2 separate regions of the Homo sapiens genome follow, and region 1 is linked to region 2. A link is an interaction called in ENCODE POLR2A ChIA-PET data of the cell type or tissue named here. Cell type or tissue: Panc1. All regions are shown on one strand. Each heading gives the region's core, and the rest is flanking DNA. Links, peaks and the distances in the headings are about the cores only.

Region 1 (5,378 bases), core at 205-5,204, 140 kb after region 2:
ATGTCCTACCTATCCACTTGTGGAGAAGCAATATAGGGTGATGGTTGAGAGCAAAGACAGCAAAGACCCTGGAGTCTGAATCCCTGGGTTTGACTCTTAGCTCTCCCATGTACTATCTGTGTAACCCATAGGAAACATCTCCATTCCTCAGTTTCCTTACCTGTAAAATGGGGGTGATGATATCTACTCCTTAAAAATTTTATGTGGGGGGCCAGCGGTCCTCATGCCTGTAATAGCAGCACTTTGGGAGGCTGAGGTGAGTGGATCGCTTGAGCCCAGGAGTTCAGCCTGGACAACATGGCAAAACCTCATCTCTACAAAAAAATATTTTTAAAAAATTAACTGGGTGTGGTGGCGTGCACCTGTAGTCCCAGATATCTGGGAGGTTGAGGTGGGAGGATCACTTGAGCCCAGGAGGTGGAGGCTGCAGTGAGCCATGATCACGCCACTGCACTCCAGCCTGGGCAATAGAGTGAGTTTATGAGGATTAAATTTGTAGATACATGTAAAGTTCTTAAGATAGTGTTGACACGTAGTGAGCACGTAAAAAGAATTAGCTATTGTTACAATTACCATTGAAAAATAATCAGAAAGCAAGAGAGGTCACAAATAATTTTATTGTAACATGATTATATTATGCATGCTTTTAAAATAATTAAAAACATTAGGCTTGGTTTTACCTGAACTTAACAGTAAAAAGGAACTCAGGTGAAATTAATAAACTTCAAAGATTAGTTCCTGAATGACAAGACATGTTAGTTTCTAGAAGATCATCCCAAGATTAGAAAAATATAATGGGTGATGAAAATTAATTGAAAGGTTGGGTGGGTGGTTTTGATTGGCTTCCTGCCAGGTAATAAGATGATTTAGTGCTCTCATGCTTCTTCCCCACTCCCAATTTTTGATGCTTCTATAATTTTTAATTTGTTTGACTTTATAGCATCTACATTCTGATTTGCATCTATTTATTTCTCCAGAGGTCTAGTCCTCTTTCTATATTTAATTGAATTCAGTGTTTACTGCTAGTCCTTTTATCAAGAGTTTCACATTACTAGTTCTCTAATTTGGTCAATTTTTTTGACTGGTTGTATTTCACTGTCGAGTAGGCTTTTTTCTCCTATTTTTTGCCCCTGCAGAAGGACTTAGTGGTGTTATATTCCCCAAATTCTTTCATATTTGAGAATGTTTGACTGTTATGTCACTATGTATGTGAGTGACATCTTGCTGAGTGTAATGTTCTTGAGTTGCCTTTTCTTTTCCTCAAAACCTTGTAGGCATTTTTCTATTGCCTTCTGGCATTAAATGTTGCTATTTGGAAGGATGATGCCAGGCTTGTAGTTTTCCCCTTGTCAGATCCTAGGTTTTTTTTTTTTGTTTTGTTTTTTGTTTTTGAGATGGAGTCTTGCTCTGTCACCCAGGCTGGAGTGCAGTGGCATGATCTCGGCTCACTGCAGCCTCCACCTCCCAGGTTCAGGCGATTCTCCTGCCTCAGCCTCTCTAGTAGCTGAGGTGCACTTCACTACACCTGGCTAATTTTTTTATTTTTATTTTTAGTAAAGACAGATTTTCACCATCTGTCTTTACTAAAGTTTGAGAGCTGGTCTCAAACTCCTGACCTCAAGTGACCCACCTGCCTCAGCCTCCCAAAGTGTTGGGATTACGGGCGTGAGACACTGCACCTGGCCAAGAATTCTTGTTGATCGATCTATATCATATTTCCCTAGTTTAGAATGGGTCCTTCCTTCCTTCCTTTCTTCCTTCTGTCCATCCGTCTGTCTGTCCTTCCTTCCTCCCTCCCTCCCTCTCTTTTTCTTTTCTCTTTCTTTCTTTCTTTCTTTCTTTCTTTCTTTCTTTCTTTCTTTCATTCTTTCTTTCATTCTTTCTTTCTTTCTCTCTCTTTCTTTTCTTTTCTAAGTATCTAGACCTTGTCTGGCATAGAATGGGCCCTATTATTTTATTTTATTTTGTTCATTTTTTGAGATGGGGTCTTGCTATGTTGCCCAGACTGGTCTTGAACTCCTGGGCTCAAACAACCCTCTGGCCTCAGCTTTCCAGGTAGCTGGATTATAGGTGTGTGCCATTGTGCCCAGCTGAGTGGGCCTTTTAAATCTGAAGACTCAAGTGTTCTTTGAGCTTGGAAAAGTTTTTCTGTATTATGTTCTCAAATATTTTTTCAGTTCTATTTTTTAGGATAGGAGGCTTCTGTTTCAGTGATGGATATCAATTTACCCTCTATTTCTATTCATTTCTTAATAGTTGCTTTAATTATTGCTTTCCCCCTCTGTTTTAACTTGTATTACCTCAAGTATTTTCCTGATGTGTTCCTTTCATTTTGGGGGCTGGTGCTTTTTGTGCCTTTAGTTTTTTCTGACTTACAGAAGGTGATGATTTCTTGGTCCTTAATTGTTTCTTTAGCTGCCTGATCTCTCCTTTCATCTCATTCTTTTGATAGTTTGTTTCAACTTTGAGTTGACTGAGTATTTGTCCCTAAGGGTTACCAAAGAGGCAGAGGAACATTCCCGCCCTTGACACTGTAGTATAGCTTGGGGAGAGAGAAAAAGTTAAATGGCAATCAAAACTCTATATGCTCAAGAAGAGTAACTAGACATCAGGTGCTGTGAGTGCTCAGAAGAAGGAAGAGGAGTTTCAAAAGTTGGTGGTTGGGATGTTCAAACACCTGGGACAGAGGGATGCGCAGCATTTCAGCAGGAAGTCCTCTGGTCTGTGGAGGACTGGGTAGGAGCAGGCAGATGGCAGACAGTGGGAATCACAGTGTATGGCGGGTTCATTTAGCACAGCATTTGGGTCTCCAGGCTTCAGAGTCACACAACCTGGGTTCAACTCTGCTCTACTACTTGTAAGCTGTGTAACCTTGTGCCAGGTACTTGATCTCTCTGAGCCTCACTTTCCTAGTCTATGACACAGCAATAAGCCATTTCATGGCATCATTAAGACTAAATGAGATAACTCATCTGAAGGGGAAGGCAATCAGCACATTGTTATAAGTGCTTAATAAAGGTGACTACTATTGTGGAAGCCCTTGAGTTCCTAACTAGATTACTGAGTCCTTAGGAGAAGGAATTGTGTCTTATTCCTCATTGTGTGCCTCACGCATAATAGATGAGCAATAAATGTATGGATGACTTTATTTTATCATTTAGGTCATATTTCATTGCACGTAGCAGAAACCCTAACTCAAACTGGCTAAAACCAGGGATGCATGTAGGATCCCATCATTCTGTAGGTCAAATCCAGCCTGCTTCCTGTTTTTGTACAGTCTGTGAACGAAGAATGGGTTTCGCATTTTTAAGTGTTTAAAAAAATCAAAAGAATATTTGGAGAAACTTGAAAATTATATGAAATTAACATTTCAGTGTCTATAAATAAAGTTATATTGGAACACAGTCATACATTCATTTATGTATGGTGTATGGCAGGTGTTGGCAACCTTTTCCTATAAGGGGCCTGATTGTAAATATTTTAGGCGTGGGAGACTATATGTCATCTGTCACAGCTACTCAACTCTACTGTAGTAGCATGAAAGTAGTCATAGGCAATAACCTTAGAAGAGAAGATCTGAGGACAGGAAATAGGGTAGAAAAGTGGAAGGGCTCCTGGGTTCTAGGTCTCCTGGGTTCTAGGCTTGGCTTTTACCAACCAATAGTAGGATATTCATCAAGTCACGTCACTTCTCTGGGTCAGATTTTATGGGAAATGAAAGAGTTTAACTAGATTTCAAAAGCTTCTTTTAGCTTCAAAATTCCTATTTTTCTATTTTGGTTTTCCATTTTAACAACCTGGACTTTTTCTGAAGGTGTGTGTCGCAGTTAGAATACTTCGATTGCAAGCAACAGAAGCCAATTCTAATTAATTTAAGCAAAAAGACATTTATTGTGAAGATATGCGGGTAGGTCACAGAAATAAAGGAAAAGCAGAAAATATAGGCTCAGAAAGGACAGGAGCCAGAGCAAAGCCCAGGGTTCAGGCCGCAGGAACCAATGGATACTCTCTTCAGGGTACTGCAGTCTCCGTTGACCTCTGACCATTCTCAAGAACATTCAAGACTGAAATTCCGGTGTTGTGTTTCTAGCCTGGCTTAGATTTGGTTAAAAGAACCACTACGATTGTATCCAACAGGAAGCGATAGTTCCCCAAAGCCAAATGAGGAGCTGTTACTAGAAAAAGAGGGGATGGAAGCTGAGCAGGCCAAAAGGACAGATGTCCATGACCGTGAAGGGCACAGTTGTTTAAGTGCTAGACGTTGTAGCACGAGGAGCCAATACTGACTCTTGAGTCATTTGCTCATTCTCTCAATAAACTTACTGAATTTAGTCATGCCATTTTGGAAGACACCAAAGAAATATAGTAATGATCTATAAGACTGGTGGGAACGGGTGCTTGGATTTTACTCAGGAAGACCTGGGAACAAGATTGTATTCCCTTTTAATTGGAATCATTAAAATATATCCAGGCTTATGCAACTGCAGCTCATTATAGGGAGATGTTAAGTAATTCTCTAATTATATGTATTACACTGTAGGCAGAAGATCCTCAGACAAGTGACTTATCTCACATGTCAAGGGGCAGAGCTAAAAGCAGGACTTGACTTCCTGACTTGAATAACTGTTCTGAACCAGCTGCCTAGCAACCATGGCCTCCGTTCAGGAGCAGCTACCATGTGAGGAGCGTCGGTGCCCGGCTGCTCCACTAAACTGTGAATTTCTCAAGGGCAGAAACAGGGTCCTGTTCCTCTGCATTTCCCCCAGGGCCTTGTCTGGCATCAGACACACAGAAGAGAGATCTTCAGTAAGGAGTCAGCTTTACAGTTTCCATCAATGAAATGAAGCCTGTCTCTGCATTAGATGATGACTTGAGCTGAGAAGTACTGAAAACATGCCCAGCTGCTGTCAGCAAAGCCTGGTCTGGGGACATGGAAAGGACATATTTCAGAGCGAGAGAATTTCAGACATTCTAACAGGACACTGAGCTGTAAACTCTGCAGTGTTCACATTAGACGACTTCTCCATCTCAATGTGTATCTTATTTCTTCTGGCAAATAATGAAAAATTATGACCTCACAAAGCAAACCAGTGAGTGCAATTGTCTCTATTCATCTCTCTCCTTCTCGACAGGAGAAAGCTAGGAAAAATAAATTCCTATTTTTCTATTTTGGTTTTCCATTTTAACAACCTGGACTTTTTCTGAAGGTGTGTGTAGCAGTTAGAATACTTCGATTGCAAGCAGCAGAAGCCAATTCTAATTAATTTAAGCAAAAATACATTTATCATGAAGATATGCGGGTAGATCACAGAAATAAAGGAAAAGCTGAAAATATAGGCTTAGAAAGGACAGGAGCCTTTCTAATTGCCTTGAAATTT
Region 2 (5,378 bases), core at 120-5,119:
ACCTTAAGAAGGAGATGAAATTCTAAACCCAAGTGGCTGTGTCTCCACCCTGGGTCCCACAGAGCCACCAGAGATAAGGATCTGTCCTGTAGGTGTCCCTCCGGCCCTCCTCATTACTTCTCCCACTCCTTTCTAATTGGGGTTCCCCATCTTTGTAGCTGCGGTTTAATGGCTCCAAGAAGAGCGATTGTCTCTCATTAAGGAGGCTGCAACACTCTCACTGTCTAACTCCCTCCCACGCAGCTCACAACTTCATTCTGCCGGAGAACAGGCTGCCAAGAGGCTCCGGGAACCTGCGGGCAAGCTGAGCTGGAGGAAGAAAACAGAAAGGAGGAGGGCCTTTGTAACCAAGATCTGAAATGTGCTGGGGCACACACCCCGCCATTATCTTAACGTTTGAAGAGCGGGTCGGGGGAGCCTTTGCTGAAACCCTTAGGTGGTCTCTCAAGTTGCCACATCAAACCTCTGTGCACAAAGGGCATTTGTCGCCTCCTGTGAGTAAACAAAAGGAAGAGTCAGTCCCTCCTCTGACCCCCAGGCTCCCCTCGTTGGCTGATAGTCTGTCCTTTGACTCCCCTTGGTTGGCTCTGAGTCCCAGGGGCACACAGAGATCTGAGAGATTTAGTCACTGGGGGTAGGGGAGAAGGAGGGCTGGGATTCTGAGCTTCCCTGTCCTCCCGCCCCCTGCTAGGGTAGGGGAACTAAATCCTGGAAGGGGCCCTTCCTGCAGGAGCAAAGGGCCTGGCAACTTTCCCCGTGTTTGGCCTTCCCGGGCCCTGTTGTTCCTTGCCCATGGCAGCCTGCGGACCTAAAAGCGGGCAGTGGGAATGGGGCCAGACGTGGGGCTGAGCGTACCTGGGACTCCGTGGGCTCCCTGAGATGGGACTGCCTAGGAAGGGGATCCGAATGGGCCGGGCGTTGTATACATTGTCAACCTCAGGCTGACTTGGAGGGCACTCTGTCTGTGGCAAGGCCGACCACCCTGGCCACCCCCAAAGTCCTCACTTTGAGGTTCTGTCTCTGTCTAGGTTTCCCTGGCTGGAAGGGAGGAGGCCTCCAGTGTGCAGGAGGTCAGATGGACGCCTGGGATCTCAGCTCAGCAACCCAGCCTGGCCGCATAGCCTCTTTCTGAGGAGCAGCAGAACCCCCGAGCCACAGCGGGCTTCCACCCACACAAATGTGCCCAGCAGTCTAGCACCTGTCACCTGGGGTCATCCTGCTCTTCTTGGCCACGTGAGGTCTGGGCCCACTTTTTACATTCTGCAGGGAATTTGGTGCTGGTGAAATGGGCTGAGTGGGCCGTTTTGCGAGGGCTCCACAAGTAGGCACGGTGGAGACAGTTAGTTTGGTAGCCAAACAAGAGCTTTCTTGTTCTCCGCCTGTCAGGAATTTTGGTCTTCATCTATTTTTTAATGTCCTCAACTTTATAGAAGGAGATTTGACATCCTCCTGAGTGTTTAGCAAATTAGCCGAACAGCTAGCAAACATGAGCCTCGGAAGAGAAACATGGCAACCTCCAATCTTTGCTCCTGTGAGGGGCTCATTTCGTGACTTTGGCTAAGTCATTCTGTGCCTCAGCTTCCCTACCTAGAAAATGGGGCTAAGCTCATTGTTCTCTTCCAGGAAATTCTGAATGAAACTCTGGACACTTTCATTCCAGAGCTTCTACTATAAGTAAATCTTAGCTGTGAGTTCTAATTGCTATTGTCTTCAACATTATTACGTGCTTTGTTGATACAACAGAATCACTGTTTATCTGGCTCAGCAGGAGCTGGAGGAGAAAAATTTCAAGCCAAAACAGTGATCTCTTCTGCCCCAAGGGAGGTAGAAGCCAGCTTTTTCTGTGAGGGGGTGGCTAGCTGTATTCAGGCCGGAACTGTGCCTGTGTTTGAGAGATGACACATTCTATTTTAGACTGGGAGATGGGACGTCGAGGGGTGAAAGGTGGGAAATCTGAACAACTCCCCAGCTCCTTCTAACTCACAACTTGAACTCAAAACTGTGTGACTTCCTTGTTTTGTTGGGTCTGGTGGGACTTTTGCAATCTGACAACCGACAGACAGGGAATCTCAACTTGCAAACTGATTCCACTGTGAAAAGGTCATTTTTAAATCAGTCGATTTTTACTAGGAAAAAAAAATGGTGTTTTGATTCCCAGACTCGCCCATAAAAGTTTAACCCAAATTCAGCCGGACTATGGAGTTGAAGTAGTCCTGGTCATGCGTGACAGCAGAAGGCTGGAAGAAGAGAAAGAAAAATGTCCTTTCTTTTACTTTCCTGGCCCTCCACACTTTCCTGACCCCTTCCCCTCCACTGGGCTCTTCTGTCCTCCGACCTCTACATTTTCCTCTGCAGCCCTGTGCTGTGGGCCGTGGTGCCCTGCTGACACAGTGCTCCTGGCCCCCAAATTCCCTGCCTCCCCTCTGCCCCTAGACCTTCAGCTGTGCGCCCTTAGGTATATGGCGAAAGCAATTAAGAAACTTTCACAAAGAGGTATGAGGAACCCAAAATAATCTCTAATGGTTAGAATTTTAAACAGTGAAACACAGTGAACACTCCAGAAGGCATGGAGGATATTTGGGAGGCAGAGAGAGGGATGCTTGAATTGGGGGTTGGGGATGGGAAAGGGAGGAACAATTGGTAGATTGACTCATTGTCCTCCTTTAAATTATTCCTGCTTTTCAAGCTTCTCCTTTTCCATGTCTAAACCTTTAGATTGTATACAAGCTCCAAGTTCTGTTTTATAATGGCTTTCAAGGAAAGGGACAGGGGAGTACAACAGTAATGATTATAACGTATTGGGGGCTGCCTACTGCCAAGCATTGTGTGAATCCCTTTCAATATGTTTCATCTCATCCTCATCATGACCCCATGAGGGAAATATTATTACCCTATGAGGAAACTGTGCCTCAGAGAGGTTAAATAGCCTGCCTAAAGCCACATAGCCTATAAGGAAGAAGTTGGGATTTATTTTATTTTATTCATTTTTGAGACAGAGTCTTGCTCTGTCACTCAGACTGGAGTGCGGTCGTATGACCATGGCTCACTGCAGCCTTGACCTCCCAGGCTCAAGCAATCCTCCTGCCTCAGCCTCCTGAGTAGCTGGGACTACAGATATGCACCAACACACCTGGCTTTTTTTTTTTTTTTTTTTTTGAGATGGAGTCTTGCTCTGTCACCCAGGCTGGAGTGCAGTGGCGCAATCTCAGCTTACTGCAACCTCCACCTCCCGGGTTCAAGAGATTCTTCTGCCTCAGGCTCCCGAGTATCTGGGACTACAGGTGAGTACTACCACACCTGGCTAATTTTTTGTATTTTTAGTAGAGACAGGGTTTCACTTTGTTAGCCAGGATGGTCTCCATCTCCTGACCTCGTAATCCACCCACCTCAGCCTCCCAAAGTTCTGGGATTACAGGCGTGAGCCACTGCACCCGGCTGCTACTTTTTTATAGAGATGGGGTCTCACTTTGTTGCCCAGGCTGGTCTCAAACTCCTGAGCTCAAGTAATCCTCCAGCCTTGGTCTCCCAAAGTGCTGGGATTATGGATGTGAGCCACCACTCCTGGCCTAGAAGTTGGGATTTAAATGCAGCTTTATTGGATTTCCAAATGACTAGGCCTCTTTAAAGTGCGGTTCATGTGTGAAAGGGGCCCTATTAGTCCTGACATCTATTTCCTTATCTGTAAACAGGGATAATAACTGTACCAACTACATGGGGATGTTGTAAGGATGAGATAATCCTAAACCCTGTGCATAGTAAAACTCAAAAACATTGGCTGTTTTTACCATTTAAAAAGACCCTCTTGGCCAGGCGGGTGGCTCAAGCCTGTAATCCCAGCACTTTGGGAGGCCAAGGTGGGTGGATCACCTGAGGTCAGGAGTTCAAGACCAGCCTGGTCAACATGGCGAAACCCCGACTCTACTAAAACTACAAAAATTAGCCGGGTGTGGTGACGGGCGCCTGTAATCCCAGCTACTTGGGAGGCTGAGGCAGGAGAATCGCTTGAATCCTGGAGGCAGAGGTTGCAGTGGGCCGAGACTGTACCACTGCACTCCAGCCTGGGCAACAGAGTGAGACTCCATCTCAAAAAAAAAAAAAAAAAAAAAAAAGACCCTCTCAAGAGAATGGGGAGATAATTGTTAAAGCTTGTGATAGGTATGTGGAGGTTCATCATACTATCCTTTTACATATCTTTGAAATTTTTCATAATACAAAGAAAAAAGGAAAAAAATTAACTACGCAGATATTATGTGTCACTAGCAGCCAAGACATCGATTAATACAGACTTATTGGAATAAATGATAGTTGCAGTGAAAACTCAGCAAATAAAAGCCTTCCTTTTGTAATTAAAAACAAACCCCTCTCAGGAAATTAGCCTTAAATTGTCTAGGGCGTTTTGGGGCAGACAAAGTAATCCTGTGGGTAAGGTTGAACCAGAAGATGAAGTTTGCTTAGATCTTCAAAAAGCCTTTGAATAAAGTTCCACAACCAAAGCTATTTACAAAACCAGAGGGGTGGGGAGAGAGAGAAGGGAGAGTGAGCACAGGCATGGAAATAGGTGAACGTTGGCAGTGTCTTGGAAAAGACAGCTGACTTTAGAAACAAGAAACAAAGGCAGGGTAGGGAGTCAAGAGCACTTCTCTTGATGGGGAAATGCAGAAGCGAATTCTCTTAGGCATTGGTGTGGAGACCAATCTTACTTGTCAGCCTCAGAGAGATCTCCAAGAAGGATGCCTAGTGACATCCCCGAGTCTGCACATGACCCAAAGCTTTTCCAGAGAAGGAAAAACCAAATCATAATGACCAATGGCAGGAAATGCCCAGAGATTGTGTGAGTTGTGGGGAAAATATCAGTTGAACTTCCATCTCATTATCACTGAAAATAAAACAAGTGCAATCTCTGAATTCTACTTAGAGGAGATAGGGTTTTTCTATTCAGAACATGGATCTTAATGTTAATGACAGGTTTAGTTTCACTTTGTTGCCCTGGCTAGTTTCGAACTTCTGGTTTCAAGTGATCCGCCCACCTTGGCCTCCCAAAGTGCTGGGATTACAGGTGTGAGCCACTGTGCCCGGCCTGTTGATTTATTTTTGAGTGGCTCCCATGTACCAGGAACTGTGCCAGACACAAAGGATACAAAGGCAGATAACAGCCTTATAGAAGGCAGGGTAGGGTACGGCTTAAAAGGACACTGAAATAAAAGGTTACGATTGTACCCTTGTACAAAACATAGTGTGTCTACAGGTGTTTTATCTTTTGTTTTTTTTTCGTGTGCATGTTGTTTTTGGTCCTGAAAGAGGAGAGCTGACGGGGATATGAACACCATCTGTGAAACCACCAAGGAAACAGATGGCGGTAAACACAGGTTTATTCAAAC

What was found. Peaks named below come from ENCODE experiments on the same cell type or tissue, not always from the same donor. Only the 100,000 strongest peaks of a DNase experiment are listed, where the experiment ranks them.
Region 1: POLR2A ChIA-PET joins it to region 2 with 10 read pairs; 2 of 35 experiments call an interaction of 5 or more read pairs at or near these places.

What each region holds. Positions count from the first base shown.
Region 1 is chr2:202,008,642-202,014,019 of GRCh38, reverse strand. No RefSeq gene overlaps it. Among named protein-coding and RNA genes, the nearest start is that of FZD7, 23 kb to the left of the region's middle. In Panc1, for the core only: no CTCF peak of the experiment used is centred there; no DNase peak of the experiment used is centred there.
Region 2 is chr2:202,144,410-202,149,787 of GRCh38, reverse strand. The region is part of intron 13 of KIAA2012; the gene reads right to left. Among named protein-coding and RNA genes, the nearest start is that of KIAA2012-AS1, 30 kb to the right of the region's middle. RefSeq lists an enhancer at 1-685. In Panc1, for the core only: no CTCF peak of the experiment used is centred there; no DNase peak of the experiment used is centred there; H3K4me3 peaks cover 574 bases; H3K27ac peaks cover 678 bases.